Regions from separate parts of the Homo sapiens genome. Here region 2 is linked to region 1. A link is a contact called in ENCODE Hi-C data. All regions are on one chromosome and are shown on one strand. The core of a region is the stretch at or near the end of the contact, and the rest is flanking DNA. Distances in the headings are between cores, read along the strand shown. Region 1 holds the start of RPS7 (ribosomal protein S7). Region 2 holds the start of NOL10 (nucleolar protein 10).

Region 1 (2,700 bases), core at 63-2,562:
TACTTTTATAGAGCAGCAGAGATAAAAGCCAGGTCGAAAAGTGCATGTGGAGTAAGGAAATGGACCTAGTTCGACAAAAGGGCTCAGAACGACTGCCCAGATGAGATTGTAGACGCAGCTGTAGTTTACTTTCTATCTGGAAGAAACTTCAAGTTATCCTTAATTTTCCAAGGAGACAGTCACTTACCTTTTAAAAAACATTATTAGAGAAGCACCGGGCGGGAGCATATCTAGCATTAAAAATGTGGGATGAATACCATCTCTGCTTGGTAAAGGTGGTTGGGAATCCTGAGAGAGGGCACCTAGTGTGGCTTCTGCATTTTTCACAGTGCCTGGACCACGGCTGAAAGTAACTCTTGCATGACATTTGACAGAAGAGGAAACCGAAGCTCAGATTAAATTCCCTGTCCACAGCGGGATCATTCGGCACGAGTTCCTCCCTGTCTGGAATGCTCTTCCCCAGCAATAGATCCTGCGGCTCTTCCGTGTCTCAGTCTAATGTCATTCCGTTCCAGGATTCCCGACTTCTTAAAGCATAAATAATCCCTCCCCACCCTCTCATTGTACTGTTATGTAAGTTATTACAATATGTCATTATATATTTAGTCATACTGCTTTAGGTAATGTCTTCTCCACTGAACTGTAAGCTCCATGAGGGCAAGAGTTCAGTCGGTTTTACTTAATAATTAGCACCTAGTACAGTACTAGCATAGAATGAAGGCCTCGCAATTTTTTTTAAATTTATTTTTAGACAGGGTCTTGCGCTGTCGCCCAGGCTGGAGTGCAGTGGTGCAACCTCGGCTCACGGCAGCCTCGACCTTTCGGCTCCAGCGATCCTCCCGCGTCGGCCTCCGGGGTAGCTGGGACTGCAGGCGCGCACCACCATGACTGGCTAATTTTTTTTTTTTTTTTTTTGTAGACATGGGGTCTCGCCATGTTGCCCAGGCTGGTTCCTGAGCTCAAGTGATCCTCCTGCCTCGGCCTCCCAAAGTGCTGGGATTACAGGCGTGAGCCTCAGCGCCCAGCCAAGTTAGCCTTTTTTAAACGTCCTGTCTCCGGAGGTTGCCGAAGTTGGTTTTCTTCGGCCTCCTTCTCTCTCCCAGGCCCAGGGCTGGGACGAGGCCGGTTCCCGCCTGCAACCTGCACTGAAGACGGGAACCTTGGGAGCCGGTACCGGAACGCTCGGAAACGGCACCAAAGTACGAATCCTAGGGCGGAAAAGCGTTACCAAGACACTCGTCCCCAGAGCCGCTTCCTGGGACTCTCTAGCCTCCTACCGCTTCTCAGTGATGTTCCGGTTTCCGCCCTCCTCCTCGCGCTGTTTCCGCCTCTTGCCTTCGGACGCCGGATTTTGACGTGCTCTCGCGAGATTTGGGTCTCTTCCTAAGCCGGCGCTCGGCAAGGTAGGTTGGCGGCCTGCTCTCCGACAGAACTTTTCTTCTTGGGTTGAGGAAAACGCCTTTTGGAGTCAGGCCCTGGAGGGGCGAGCCTTGCTCACAGGGTGGGGATACAGCCGATTACCCGCCCTGTGCTTTCCGATGGCTTCTGCGGGGCGAGCGGGGCCTGGCCGGGGGGTGCGGGCGGGAGGGCGAGCCAGCGGCGCCTGCAGCCCGGGCCGCGTAACGCTGACCGCTGTGCCTTCAGTTCTCCCAGGAGAAAGCCATGTTCAGTTCGAGCGCCAAGATCGTGAAGCCCAATGGCGAGAAGCCGGACGAGTTCGAGTCCGGCATCTCCCAGGTGAGAGGGTTTCCCTGGGGTCTGGGGTGGGGGGAGGCGCCCCGCCCGGGAGGGGAGGCGGCCGCGCGTGTGTTGGGCCCGGGGTGCTCGGACGCGCGCTCAGGGTCGGTCCTGCTGTTCGTTGCTTCTTAGGCTCTTCTGGAGCTGGAGATGAACTCGGACCTCAAGGCTCAGCTCAGGGAGCTGAATATTACGGCAGCTAAGGTAAGCTGGCGCTCCCTCGGCTGGGAGGGAGGTTGCGGCGCGTCTCCCCGCGCAGTGCCTGAGAGGGTTGGACCTGGGTTACGGTTGATGATGACTTGCCGCCTGGCCGCCTAACCTGAACTCAGGTTCGGCCGTGTTGTTTGGGAGTGATACCGCCCAGGTGCGGGGAGTGGGGTTGCAGGTACCCTGCGGCTTAAGCTGTCCACATGCGGGCGGTGGAGAAACGTGGAGTAGGGAGGGCCTGGGCCCATTTCGGACCTTATTTGCCCTTACTTAGTTATAGATACGGCAAAGAGCTGTGGGGAGCTCAGGATGAGATTCTCTCTACCCTTAGCCCGGAGTTGCCGCAAGTGGGGGTGCAGAAGTGGTAGTGATTGGCCTCCTGGCCTGAACAGTCTCCCTTCCTGGAATAAGGAAATGTGAAGGTTGGAGAGAGATGAGAACATTTCCGAAGGATGCATTTATGATTAACTCAAAACTAGTATTAGTTTGTAGTGCAGCTACGGTGTTAGTGATAAGGTCTTCTTATCCTCTAATTTGACCACAACGTTTACTTTCTGAAGCAGTTAACACAGTGGATTTTTGTTTTTTTCTTTAGGAAATTGAAGTTGGTGGTGGTCGGAAAGCTATCATAATCTTTGTTCCCGTTCCTCAACTGAAATCTTTCCAGAAAATCCAAGTCCGGCTAGTACGCGAATTGGAGAAAAAGTTCAGTGGGAAGCATGTCGTCTTTATCGCTCAGGTATCTGTTCTACTGTT
Region 2 (2,700 bases), core at 107-2,606, 7.1 Mb after region 1:
TCTTCTAATCATTCACCACGAAAAGTACTTTTTGACTACCTTAAATTGCCTTATTTGCTCACTTGTTTATTTCCCTTTTCCCCAACAGGGAACCTTATCTGAAATGTCCACTATAGATCCCAATACTTAAAACAGAGTTGCTTGCACACAGTAACTTCTCAATACATGTGGAGAATGAATGAACAAAATGAGAAAGCTCATGGGGTGTGAAGAACAACTGGAAGACAGGGAATTATTCAAACCAGAATTTTAGGAAGAAAGGAAAAACCTAAGCACTGGCTCCAAATTTTTGTAGAAGCAGACGCATGGAAGGAGAGCTATATTTATTCTGTTTTCCAAGGGCAGGACTCAGGCCAACAGTGGCATGCTATAAGGTGACATATTTGAAAACCACTTTCTAACAAGTGCAGAGTCTCAAAATGGAAATGAGCTTCCACAAAAGGTAGTGCTCAGTGGTAGTGCTTGGACAGAGGCTGGATCATCACGTATAAGAAACAAAAGACAAGTTTCAGAGCCTAAGTGTGTCATGCTGGACAAGTCACCCTTCCCCTTGCTGGATCTCAGCTGCATATTAAACGCATTATTAAATCTCAGCTGCATTACTAAACACGAGAAGATTGGAAGAGAATTACCGACTTGTCCAAGCCCTCTCCAACTTTAAGACTAGGAATCAGGTTAAGTTCAACAAGTCTCGAAAATACTGTCCTCTACACCATAAATTCTGCAGATGCGAAGTCTGTATCTCCCTTGTTCACTGTTGTATCCCTAAGACCTGGCAAATGATAGGGACTCCACAAACAGCTGATGGCCATATGGGGGAGAGATGTGTCAACGAATCTGCCACGTTTTCCTCCTCGATGTACGGCAGGGACTGTGAACACCCAAAGAGGCCCAAATGGTTGCGTTCTCTGGAACAGAGAACTTTACAAAAGTTCCAGCAAAGCTCACTGACCCTGATTATCCCTTGGTCCAGTTTCTGGCGCGGTGACGGCAGTGTCCTTGTCTCCCAATGCCGACACCTCCCCCGGAAATTGTCAGCCGCCTCTGGGCCTCCCCGAGTCGGGGGGTGACCAGCGTCCAGCTAAAACAGAGGCTAGGGCCGAGGAGAGGGGCGGCTGCCCCACGAGGAGGACGACCCCCAAGAGCTCGAGAGTGAGGGGGCCGGGAAGTGACTCACCTCAGGAAGGGACTTGCCGCAGCTGAGGCTGTAAATCTTCACCTCATTGAGGCTGGAGACCTGCATGGCGCCGCACAACACTGTTCAAGTCCCGGGTCCTTTCCCACCAGCGTGCTCGAGCACCGTAATCCCGGGACCTCCGAGCCCCTGCTCCGCGGCGTGCGGCCGCTGGCGCCGACTGATGACGCACTTCCTGGAGCCGGAACACGCGGGCAAGTTCCCGGAAGAGGGAAGGTGGCTGAATCCGGGAAGAGCGGCGGCCGGGAGAAAAACTAGTGAGGCTCTGACAACCCGGCGTGGCTGTCGGCGACGCTGCTACGGGCAAGACTAGACACAAGCCGGGCGCGGTGGCTCACGCCTGTAATCCCAGCACTTTGGGAGGCTGAGGCGGGCGGATCACCTGAGGTCGGGAGTTCGAGACCAGCCTGACCAATATGGTGAAACCCCGTCTCTACTAAAAATACAAAAAAATTAGCCTTGCGTGGTGGCCGGCATCTGTAGTCCCAGCTACACGGGAGGTTGAGGCAGGAGAATTGCTTGAACCTGGGAGGCGGAGGTTGCAGTGAGCTGAGATCGCGCCGCTGCACTCCAGCCTGGGGGACAGAGCGAGATTCCCTCTCAAAAAAAAAAAAAAAAAAAAAAAAACTAGACACAGCTCTCCCTGCTGTTAGCATCCCGAGCGGCAGGAGGAGGCTTTCGAGTCTCTGCCCAGGCCGAGATGTCATCCTCCCGGGCGGGGGCGAGGCAGTTCAGCGAGTGAACCCAGCGAATGAAGGCGACCAGGGTGCGAATTCCGAGTGGAAGTGTATTCTCTTCTCTCCTCCAGTGTTTCTGCGATGTTACGTTAGAAGTACTGTAGGCCGGGTGCGGTGGCTCACGCCTGTAATCCTAACACTTTGGGAGGCCGAGGCGGGCGGATCACCTGAGGTCAGGAGTTCAAGACCAGCCTAGCCAAGATGGTGAAACCCCGTCTCTACTAAAAATACAAAAATCAGTCGGGCCTGGTGGCGCGCGCCTGTAATCTCAGCTACTCTGAAGGCTGAGGTGGGGGAATCGCCTGAACCCGGGAGGCAGAGGTTGCCGTCAGCTGAGATCGTGCCACTGCAGTCCAGCCTGGGCAACAGAGTGAGACTCCGTCTCAAAAAAAAAAAAAAAAAAAAAAGAAGACTGTGGCGTCATCTTCAACCCATTCCTATCTCTGGCCCTCACTTTCAGTATCTAAACCTGGATATTTCTAATTATGAAATATTTCCTTAAAGTAATCTGTTTTCATTCCTCCTGCTGAAACTCAAATACTTAACTATTTTTGGATTATAACTTTCCCAAGTGATCTTCTTACTTCCTTTGATTTAATGAACAAATTATTTTATGCCTTACTTTCTAAAACCCAAATATTATTGTTTTGCTCTCCTACCCACAACATTTTGGAAACTCTCAAATACCAACACCACATTGCATCAGAATTAGGTTGAGAGTTCTTCGTGGACCCTATATCATTTGTCCTTATATTCCCTATCCACCCC

What was found. A loop is a pair of places that touch in the nucleus more often than their neighbours do. Pooled maps may share reads with other maps.
Region 2: a pooled map shows a loop between it and region 1 (5-fold over the local background). The contact joins the promoter of NOL10 here to the promoter of RPS7 in region 1. A Hi-C loop is called at or near these places in 2 of 50 pooled maps.

Annotation. Positions count from the first base shown.
Region 1 is chr2:3,573,948-3,576,647 of GRCh38, forward strand. It overlaps RPS7 (ribosomal protein S7), which reads left to right and starts at 1,313. Exons shown (of 7, transcript NM_001011.4): 1 at 1,313-1,403; 2 at 1,645-1,737; 3 at 1,870-1,941; 4 at 2,540-2,683. The coding sequence starts at 1,663. It overlaps LOC124907726 (a long non-coding RNA gene), which reads right to left and starts at 1,162. Exons shown (of 2, transcript XR_007086196.1): 1 at 188-1,162. RefSeq lists enhancers at 866-1,441, 1,442-2,018 and a silencer at 1,570-1,859.
Region 2 is chr2:10,688,619-10,691,318 of GRCh38, forward strand. It overlaps NOL10 (nucleolar protein 10), which reads right to left and starts at 1,357. Exons shown (of 21, transcript NM_024894.4): 1 at 1,178-1,357. The coding sequence starts at 1,243. It also overlaps the pseudogene RN7SL832P. RefSeq lists enhancers at 804-863, 924-1,203.